Linked DNA regions of Homo sapiens: region 2 is linked to region 1. A link is a loop called in an ENCODE intact Hi-C map of the cell type or tissue named here. Cell type or tissue: heart right ventricle. All regions are shown on one strand. Each heading gives the region's core, and the rest is flanking DNA. Links, peaks and the distances in the headings are about the cores only. Region 1 has its middle 140 kb from the start of SCARB1. Region 2 has its middle 22 kb from the start of NCOR2.

Region 1 (5,378 bases), core at 290-5,289:
TGACATAAGCAATGGACCCTGAGCACCAATCCCAGTCTTCACCGCCACTGGCCCCATGTGCACGGCGATTGGAGCTTTCCAGCTTTAAGGGCCTGCAACCATGACCAAGGCCTTAAACAGAGAAGACACGCCTCTGAAATAGAAAAGCCAATGGCAAAATCAAAATTGATAGGTGTCATGGAACACTAGGCAACCAAAAAAAGAATGAAACCATGTCCTCTGCAGGAACATGGATGGAGCTGGAGGCCATTATCCCTTGCAAACTAATGCAGGAATAGAAAACCAAATACTGCATGTTCTCACTTATAAGTGGGAGCTAAATGATGAGAACACATGGACACACAGAGGGGAACAACAGACACCGGGCCCTACCTGAAGATGGAGGACAGGAGGAGGGAGAGGAGCAGGAAAAATAACTAATGGGTACTAGGCTTAGTGCCCAGGTATTAAGTACTATGGTACTAAGTACCTTAGTATCTAGGTTGGTGCAAAAATAATTGTGGTTTTTGCACTGTTGAAATTTGCCATTTTGTATTGGAATACATTCTTAAATAAATGTGGTTTTTATATATCATTTTAATGCACGTTTCTAGCTTTTTTTTGGGTAATGACTTATTATTACTTGCTGTTTATATTTCTTTTAGACTATGGAAATGATGTTAGACAAAAAGCAAATTTGAGTGATTTTCTTACTCGAGTTCAAAATGGGTCATAAAGCAGCAGAGACAACACGCAACATCAACAACACGTTTAGCCCTGGAACTGCTAACGAACATACAGTACAGTGGTGTAATTACAATTACATCTGAGAAGTATGCTCAGCAGATCGATGAGACACATTGAAAACTGCAGCGCCTGCAGCTGGCATTGGCCAACAGAAAGGGCCCAATTCTTCTCCACGACAACGCCTGACTGCACGTCACACAACCAGCGCTTCAAAAGTTGAACTAATTGGGCTACGAAGTTTTGCCTCATCTGCCATATTCACTTGACCTCTCCCCAACCGACTACCACTTCTTCAAGCATCTCGACAACTTTTTGCAGGGAGAACGCTTCCACAACCAGCAGGATGCAGAAAGCGCTTTCCAAGAGTTCATCGAATCCCAAAGCACAGATTTTTACACTATAGGAATAAATGAACATTTCTTCTTGGCAAAAATGACTTGATTGTAATCGTTCTTATTTTGATTAATAAAGATGTATCTGAGCCTAGTTATAATGATTTAAAATTCATGGTCCAAAACCGCAATTACTTTTGCACCAGCCTGCAACCTGTACAACAAACCCCCATGACACAAGTCTACCTACGTAACAAACCTGCGCATGCGCCCCTGAACTTAAAATAAAAGTTAAAAAAAAAAAAAGACTAGAGAGGAGCCTATATTTCCACTGAAAGGAAGGAGAGGTTGGGGAATAGGAATAATTCTGCACAGGAACAAGAAAGCGAATGCAAGGAAATTTTCAGACCAGTCTCTTTGCCCGAGTCTTTAAAAGTTTTTGTTAGGGGTCATGAAGTTTGAAATGTGTCTTAAGGAGGGATGGATTACTTGGAATAAATTGCCTCTATGAGACAGTGTGATATGATGTGACATGAGGGACTGTGGAGTCACGTGGGGTGGGGGTGGGAGGAGGATGAGGATTAAAATCTACACACGGAGTACAGTGTACACAACTAGGGAGACGGGAGCACTAAAAGCTCAGACTTCACCACTGTACAATTCATCCATGTAATCAAAATCCACATGTACCCCAAAAGCTCCTGAAATTAAAAAGCAAATTCACAGGTGTCAACTTAGACAGCGACAGAACCTGACATTTTGTTGACAAGTTGACTGCAACGTAGAGCATCTCCTGGAGGATCTGCTTTTACGGCGTAGCGATGGCAGGGCTTCTGCTTCTGGAAGGTGGAGCAGGTGCATTCACGCCCTTCTCTGTCTTCCTCCAACAACATAAACTAAAAGCTGTAAGCATGGCAGATGCTTGATCCGCCCCTCCTCCCATGTGAGATGCTGCCTCGAGAGCTGCACAAAGACCCCTCTGTGAAGCCCCTTAGCGATCCCACAAGGAAAATAGCACGACCATCCTGTTCTACAGATGGGGCAACTTGAGGCTCAGAGAGGCCAGGCGACTTGCCCAGTGTCACACACAGTCTGCCATTGGTTGTAGAGTCAGGATGTGAACCCGAGTTTGTCTCACTCAGAGCCCGCACTCTGAGCTGCCTGCCTCTGCTTCTCGGATTCCAGCCTTGGTTTTGTGTGAGTCCCGGGCACACTGTAGGTGCTGAACTCATTGCTGAATGCACACATCCAGCAGATGTTTAGTGAGCGCCTACTGTGTGCCAGGCAGTGTTCTAGGCACTGTGGATACAGCAGGGAGCAAGACAGACAGCAACCTTGCCCCCATGATGCTGGTATTTAAGTAGCAGAAGAAAACATGCAATAAATATTGATACACACGCACTATGCTAGACACTGGTAAGTGCTAAGGTCAGAAAATGACGCGGGGGCAGTGGGGACGGGATGCAAGGGGGTGCAATATTAAGTGGAGTGGCAGGGAAGGCCTCGCTGAGAAAGGAGTCATTGCACCTGAAACAGGGAAGGTTACGAGCAATGGGGCATCTAGGGGAGAAGGAACAGGCAACACAGAGGTCTGGAGGCCGGACCACGCCTGTAGCAACTTTGAGGAACTGCAAGGAAGCCAGCATGGCTGATGCTAAGTGCGCAAAGAGGTCAGTGGTGGGAGATGAGGACACAGAGGACAGATGCTCCAGGAGGGCCAGAGTGTGTGCGGCTTTGAGGCCACAGAAGGACTTGGTGTTTACTCTGGGGGAAGTGGGAGCCACGGCAGGCGTTTGAGCAGAGAAGCAGCCTCCTCTGACTTGGGATTTAACAGGTTCCCTCTGGCTGCCGTGTGAGGAATAGCCTCAGTGGGGTTAGGGTGGCAGCTGGGAGACCAGGGACCTGGACTACTGCACCTGTCCAGGCGAGCAATGATGGCAGCTGGAACCTGGTTGGGGTGGGGAGAGGTGGAGGTGGTGAGAAGTCCGCAGATTCTGGATGTATTTGGAAGAGAAAAACAGCAGGATTTGCTGATGAGTCAGACACGGGCAGGAGAGAAAAAAAGCAGTCGGATGACTCTGAGGTGTTTAGTCCAGCAACAGGGAGATGAGGTTACCATTCCCAGAGAAGCAGGCAGTGGAGGAGCAGGCCTGAGGTCGATGTTAAACATGATGGTAAGTTCGAGATGCCCGTGAGCCATCTGCAACCCAAGCAGGTTTTTCTCTAAGGACACAGCAGCAGAAAATATAACACACTGTCTGGCTTGAGCTTCTGAAAATCCTCACTCCTCAGGTTTGTTCTCCTCCAGGGATAAAACCAGCCAACCAGATCTTTCGCTGCCATCTCTCCTGAGCATGGCGAGCCTCCAACTGGGTTGGCTTCAATCCTCGGGGAAGCTGGCGCCATAAATCACTCGGCGATGATCCCAGGGGCCTCTGAGGACATCTCCCGGTATGAGGCTCAGACAATAGAAGGGGATTTGGATGAGCTCACCCAGCGGCAGGCACATTAGATTTGCCATAAATTATTACAAGGTTAACAGGAAATCACACAGTGATCTCAGCTGAGCTGTGGAAGGAACAAGGGGAGGGTGCTGGGGGCCCTTACAGCGCCACATACTCAAAGCCATCACCCTGCTCTGCAGTCAGGGTGGTGTGTGTGTCCCAGAACAGATCATCAAACAGTCCTAGCATGAATGAGAAATGGGAAGGTTTTCTTGAGGACATCAGATGTCCTTGCTTAGCAGCTTAAAAGCTGTGTGTCCTTGAGCAAGTTACCTAACCTCTCTGGGCCTCGATTTTCTCATCTGAAAAATGTGGATAATACTTGTTCCTAACACAGCTGGTGAGGATAGCGATTTGCTCCAATTTCCCCCAAACATTTGCTCACTTTCCTCTTCTCTTTCCCAGCACACAAAGAATCGCATGTTCTCCAGCCCTTGAATTGAGGTGCAGTCACGTGTCTTGGTGCAGTGCGTGAAACCCGGATGGAACAGATATGTTTTAAGAGCCAGTGCGCAATTCACCATGATTCACTTCATTCACTTCCCTTCCTACAACTATTGCAGTTTGCCAAGAGTAGAGCGATCTGTGCCACCCATGAGGGACAACACATAAACTGTGATTATTGTTTGTTAAGCTGGAATTTGGGGGGTCATTTGTTAATGCAGCAAGACCTAATCTCTCCTGACTGAGGCCAGATTAAATGAGTTAATACATCTAAAATCCTTGGAGTACTGTCTGGCACATGGCAGCCACCACAGACTGTTAGCTTTTATTATTGTTTAAACAATCATAAAGACAAAATCAGCAAACCTGGACATGGAGTAGCAGATAGACTCCAGGGAGGCCCCAGTGGCCTCTGCCTCCTGGTGTTCATGCCCTTATTAATCTCCTCCCCTTGATTGTGGACTAGACCCACATGAGGCTTTCTTCTTGCAAAGGTGATGGAATGTCACTTGCAGGACCTACAATCATAGTGTCTGTCTTGCTAGGAGGCTCTCTCCCTTGCTGGCTCTGATGAAGTGAGTGGGTATGTGGGAAGAACCACATAACAGAGAACTGGGGGTGGCCGCCAGCCAATGACCAGCTAAGAATAGAGGGGGCAGCCTCTGGCCCAAAGCCAGCAAGAATCTGAGCCCTACAGCCCCACAGCGAGGGTAACCAACTCATTCCAGCCTGCCTGGGCTTTTTCAGCTTTAGCACTGGAGAGTCCCACATCCCTGGAAATTCCCTCCTGGTCTATCCAGGACTATCCTAGTTTTAGGGTTGAAAGGTTGGCATCCCTGGAGCCCCTCAGTCCTGAGCAAACTGGAATGGTCGGTGTATTCGATGGCTAGGACTGCCGTGACAAGTGCCACAGACTAGGCGGCTTACCGAACAGACGTTTATTTGCTCACAGTTCTAGAGGCTGGAAGCCCTGGATCAAGGCGTGGGCAGTGTTCTTTTCTTCTGAAGTCTCTCTCCTCGGCTTGCCGATGGCCATCTTCTCTCTGTGTCTTTACGTGGTCTTTCCTGTGTATGTCCTAATCTTATTTGATAGAATAGTCATAGCAGATTTGGGCCCACCCTAATAACTTTGTTTTAACTTAATTACTTCTTCAAAGACCTATTCCTAAATACAGTCACATTCTGAGGTACTGGGGCATAGGACTTCAACAAAGGAATTTTGGAGGGGGCACAGTTCGGCCCATAAGAACTGGTTCCCCTAATTGACAGCAACAAGAACCTGAATTCTGCTAGCAACCATGTGAGCTTGAAGCAGATCCTCCCTGGTCAAGCCTTCAGATGAGACCCAGTCCAGCTAACACTTTAATGGCAG
Region 2 (5,378 bases), core at 209-5,208, 130 kb before region 1:
GTGTGGACATGCGAAGGGGCTTCAGGAATGACTGGAATCGGGACGCTGCCTATCCCGTCATTCTTGTCATGCCTATTTTTGGTGGTTGGAATCGCATGAGCAGCAAACACCTGTTGTTGATTTTGCAGGAGAGGCATGGAGAGCAGGTGCAGCAGAGAGAGCACTGTTTGCTTAGAGATGATTTCATAGAGCGCTGGATGGAAAGAAATCTGTCCTCAGTTGCTGGGGTGGCCTCTTGACACCCCCGCTCTTCGCAACAGCCTGGAGAAGACCCCACCCCGTCTCAGCAAATATGAGGCGTGTCTATCCTGCCACTCTCCACCCCAGGAGCAGGCATTGGTAATCCATCCCATCACTCTTGTCCACTGATTCCAGATAAAGCCTTTAATTCTTTGCAACAGAGTGTCGAAGGCAATAGATGCCAAAGGTTGAAGCTATTACGGTTTTGTTTTGTTTTTTTCTGAGACAGGGTCTCACTCTGTTGTCCAGGCTGGAGTACAGTGGCACCATCTCAGCTCACTGCAACCTCTGCCTCCTGGGCTCAAGCAATTCTCCTGCCTCAGCCTCCCAAGTAACTGAGACTACGGGCATGTGCCACCACCGCTGGCTAATTTTTATGTTTTTAGTAGAGACAGGGTTTTGCTATGTTGCCCAGGCTGGTTTTGAACTCTTGGACTCAAGCAATCCTCCCTCCTCAGCCTCCCCAGGTGCTGGGATTACAGGTGTGAGCCGCCACACCCAGAAGCAGCTAGTAATTGATGACACTTGCTTTACATTCCAGACCTAGATGTCTTCCCCTGCCTTCATTGGGAGGGTGCTGAGCCACGGGTTCCACCTCTGCCAAAGGCACACCTAGGAGACTCCTCATGTCCAGCTGAGAAGAGGGGGACACCTCCTGTCTGAGACTGCAGCTCACACTGCTGCATGCTTCCTGGACACCATCTCTCTGACCTTGGTCGCATCTGCCTAGCCTGCAGCTACGTTCTCTGACCTCCAGCTCTTCCTCTTTCTCCCCTCGGTAATACCAAAGTCTCAAGAACACAGCCCTCACTTCTAGACAGAAAGGCCTCACCAGGACCCACCTGTGTGGCCCAGGTGTGACCTCATGTACAAACACATCTCCCAAAATCACCATCTCGTCATCATGGATCCTAGTACTATCCATGAGTTAACTCTCATTTCTGTGTTAATCGGGGGTGCAGCACATTTTGGTGCAGATTCATTGTGGCTTTGGGGTGCCATTTGGGACTCTCCCCCATGCACAATGTGTGCCTATCTCATCAAATTAAATTAGGCTTGTTTTGGCCTGGCCAGTGTCCATTCCTTCTTTTCCGGATAATAGCATCTCAGTTTTCCATGGGGAACATTTCCTCTCCCACACACTAAATGAAATCATATCTGACATGACTTGTATGGAGGATATGACCCAACCCAGCAGAAACATAGTGACTGGCTCAAGGGTGGCCATAAGATCCAGCTGGGCTGATCAGAGTTGGCCCGGACAACTGAGCTATCAGTCATGAGGTGACCCCTTTCTGCTGTTACCAAAGTGATAAGAGGTCATCTAAGAGCTGTTGGGACCATCTTTCCTCCATTTGAGGAAATCCAGCCCTAGAATGAAGCCAACACCAGGAAAAGCAGATCCAACGTACAACAGGATACAGGTTCCCAATGATGTCATTTAAGCGCCTGGATCCAGCCATGCCTGAAACCATAAACTGCCAGACATTTCTACTTAAGACTATTTGAATTGGATTCATTTCCCCTGCCACCAAAAGATGCTTGGTTAATACAAGTTATTAAGATAAGTCTGAGCAGCCTACAAATAGGCAAACAATTATTAGGGGAAATTACCTAAGACATGTGGGATAGGAGTAATATTGCTGGATAATGCAGATGCTAGCAACACAAGGCAAATAATTGAAGAATTGATCACAGTTCCCACTCTAAAGATACTGAAACCACAATCCTACTTCTCTTTCAGGAGGGCAGGGTCCTAAGTGGCCATCTGGTCTACCAGGGTGGTCTCCCCATGAAAACAGGAAATTGACATTAGTCGGCATGGGGTAGTTTAGTGAACCTGTGTTAGCTTCTCGTGATAAGCATATTTTCTTCTAAACAGCCACAAGCCATCTGTGTAATGCTCTGTTCCAGAATTCTGCGAAGATCTCTTGCTGTCAGACATACCCCATCTGGGGTTTCCAGGATCCATATCATTTTCCCTTTTGGAAAATTGGGGCCCTTGCCCATCTTCAGGCTTTACTTACTTTCCAGCAATTTCTCCTGGGTCCTCTTTCACTGTCTCCTGGCCAACCATGAATTCAATTCTCTCTTTAGAACGTCTCTTCCTCCCGTGGGATTGGAAAGAACATTTGTCCTCAGCGGCAAAGGCAGGGCTTCATCAAAGACGAGTGACTCAGTGCTTTTCCTGCTGTCTGGCCACATGATCCACATGCCCGCAAAGGGGACGTGTCTTGAACATGTCATGATTTCCCCTGAATTTCTTATGTTATTCTTTTAAAATTCACCTGGGGAACTTACTCCTTTTTTTTTTTTTTTTTTTGAGACAGTGGCTCTCTCAGTCACCCAGGCTGGTGTGCAGTGCAGTGGTGCCATCCTAGCTCACTGCAGCCTTGACCTTCTGGGTTTCGAGTGATCCTCCCACCTCAGCCTCCCAAATAACTGGGACCACAGCACCTGCTACCATACCTGGCTCATTTTAAATTTTTTTTTGTAGAGACAGGGTCTCACTATGATGCCCAGGCTGGTCTGCAATCCTTGGGCTCAAGTGAACCTCCCATCCTGGCCTCCCAAAGTGCTGGGATTACAACTGTGAGCCACTGCACCTGGCCCTTATTCCATTTTTAAGGTAATACATGCATATGATAAAATCAGCCCCAAGAGACCCAAACAATATACAATAAACAAAGTCTCCCTTCCTGATCTCCAGCTCCCAGTTCCCATCACCAAGGACAGCCATAGTCATCAATTTTTCCTTCCAGAGATATTTTGTGCATATAACGGGATACATGTATGTACATATATGTGTTTGTATGCATACATGTATGTACATATATGTGTTTGTATGCATACATGTACTGCCTTTTTGTGTGTACATGTGTGGTATAATACACATAACATAAAATTTATCATTAGTGACATCTAGTACATTCACAACCATTGCCATATCTAGTTTTAGAACTTTTTTTTTTGAGACAGTCTCGCTCTGTTGCCCGGGCTGGAGTGCAGTGGTGTGATCTTGGCTCACTGCAACCTCCACCTTCCGAGTTCAAGTGATTTTCGTGCCTCAGTCTCCCGAGCAGCTAGGACTACAGGCGAATGCCAGCGCACCAGGCTAATTTTTGTATTTTTTGTAGAGACGGGGTTTCACCATGTTGTCTAGCCTAGTCTCGATCTCCTGACCTCAAGCCATCCACCTGCCTCGGCCTCCCAAAGTGCTGGGATTACAGGCATAAGCCACTGCACCCCGGCCTAAAACATTTTCATTACTCAAGAAGGAAACCTGTACCCGTTACGCAGCATCTCCATGTCTCCCTCAGCCCCTCTCCAGCCCCCAGCAATCACCAGTCTACTTTCTGTCTCTATGGATTTGTCTATTCTGTACATTTTGTATAAATGGATTCATAGAATATTTGTTTTTCTATATGTGGCTTCCTTCGTTTAGCATAATATTTTCAAGGTTCATCTGTGTTGTAGCTTGCATCGGGGCTTCATTCCTTGTTATGGCTAAAAAATATCCCATCGTATGGATAGACCACACTTTGTTGACCCATTCATCTGTTGATGGACATTTGGGTTGTTCCCACCTTTTGGCTATTGTGAACAGTGTTGCTGTGAACATTTATGTGCAAGTATTTGTTTGAGTACCTGTGTTCAATTCTTCTGGGTATAGCCCTAGGAGCGGAATTGCTAGGTCGTGGGGTCATTCTGTGTTAACATTTTGAGGAGCCACCATGCTGTTTTCCACAGTGGCTGCACCATTTATATTCCTACCAGCAATGCACGAAGGTTGCAATTTCTCCGCATCCTCACCAACACTTGTTATTTTTTGTTTTTTCAAATTATTATTATAACCATCCTTCCTAATGGGTATGAAGTGGTATCTCATTGTAGTTCGATTTGCCTTTTCCTGACAACAAATGATATCTACCTTTTTTACACAAACGCAACCTACTATACACCCTATTTTACCTCTTGAATATTCACTAAGCAATCAGTATTGGAGCTCGTTCTACATCAGTTTATGTAGAATCCACATTTTTTTTTTGAGACCATTGTAGTCCCCTGGATGGATAGACCCTAACTCACCAGCCAGCCCCGGACTGATGGTGATGCAGCGTGCACCCGTCTTCTCGTCCCTCTCAATGCTGTAGTAACTATCTCTGTCTTTGTGCACATTCTGCTGATCTGCATTTCTTTCCAAAAGTCAAGGGCAGTCCCCTCTTTGATAATTTCCATCTGCCAGAGGCCTTCATCTCAGTCTCCGTGGTTGGCGATAAGAACACGGCCACCACCCCACACAACAAACATCCCTGACATTTCTTTATCTCTCTTCCTTTCCTTCCTTTCCTTCTCTTTCTTTCTTTCTCTCTCTCTTTCTTTCTTTCTTTCTTTCTTTCTTTCTTTCTTTCTTTCTTTCTTTCTCTTTCTTTCTTTCTCTCTCTCTCTCTTTCTGTCTTTCTCTCTTTCTTTTCTTGACTGAGTCTTGCTCTGTCGCCCAGGCTGGAGTACAGTGGGGTGATCTCACTCACTGCAGCCTCCACCTCCCAGGTTCAAGTGATTCTCCTGCCTCAGCCTCCTGAGTAGCTGGGATTACAGGCATCCACTGCCACACCCAGCTAATTTTTGTATTTTTAGTAGAGACGGTGCCCTGAAAAATCTCAGAGCAACTCAGCTGTGCCGCAGAGCAAGCCAGCACCAGCCCTGCCATACCCATGTTGGCCACGCTGGTCTCGAACTCCTGGCCTCAAGTGATCCACCGCCTCAGCCTCCCAAAGTGCTGGGATTACAGTATGAGCCACCGCACCCAGCCCATCCCTGACATTTCTGGGCCCTCACTCTCTTCCAGGCACTTAGGCTTCCTGCTTTATTCCATTCACTTCCCCAAATGATTCTTCGAGGTAACTTTTCTTCCCGTCTTTCAGGGAGCAGTCCCTTGGCCAAAGTTTCTCAGGGCTGGTGGGGGTGGCAGGATTCAGCCCTGGCTTCTGGCTTGGCCCGACTCCGAGGCCGTGTCCTCTGCCTCTGGACCCCGCTCTCTTGCTTGGGAATTTGGGGTGTCTGCATTCGGGTGACCCATCATTCCCACTTTGCCCAGGACTGAGGGTCTTCCCAGGATACAGAACCTCAATGCTAAA

The links. Peaks named below come from ENCODE experiments on the same cell type or tissue, not always from the same donor. Only the 100,000 strongest peaks of a DNase experiment are listed, where the experiment ranks them.
Region 2: it touches region 1 in a loop (1.9-fold over the local background); 3 of 110 quality-filtered maps call a loop at or near these places.

Annotation. Positions count from the first base shown.
Region 1 is chr12:124,717,361-124,722,738 of GRCh38, forward strand. No RefSeq gene overlaps it. Among named protein-coding and RNA genes, the nearest start is that of SCARB1, 140 kb to the right of the region's middle. In heart right ventricle, for the core only: a CTCF peak has its summit at 2,895; a DNase peak (open chromatin) is centred at 3,521; H3K27ac peaks cover 2,040 bases.
Region 2 is chr12:124,586,747-124,592,124 of GRCh38, forward strand. No RefSeq gene overlaps it. Among named protein-coding and RNA genes, the nearest start is that of NCOR2, 22 kb to the left of the region's middle. In heart right ventricle, for the core only: no CTCF peak of the experiment used is centred there; a DNase peak (open chromatin) is centred at 2,415; H3K27ac peaks cover 2,199 bases.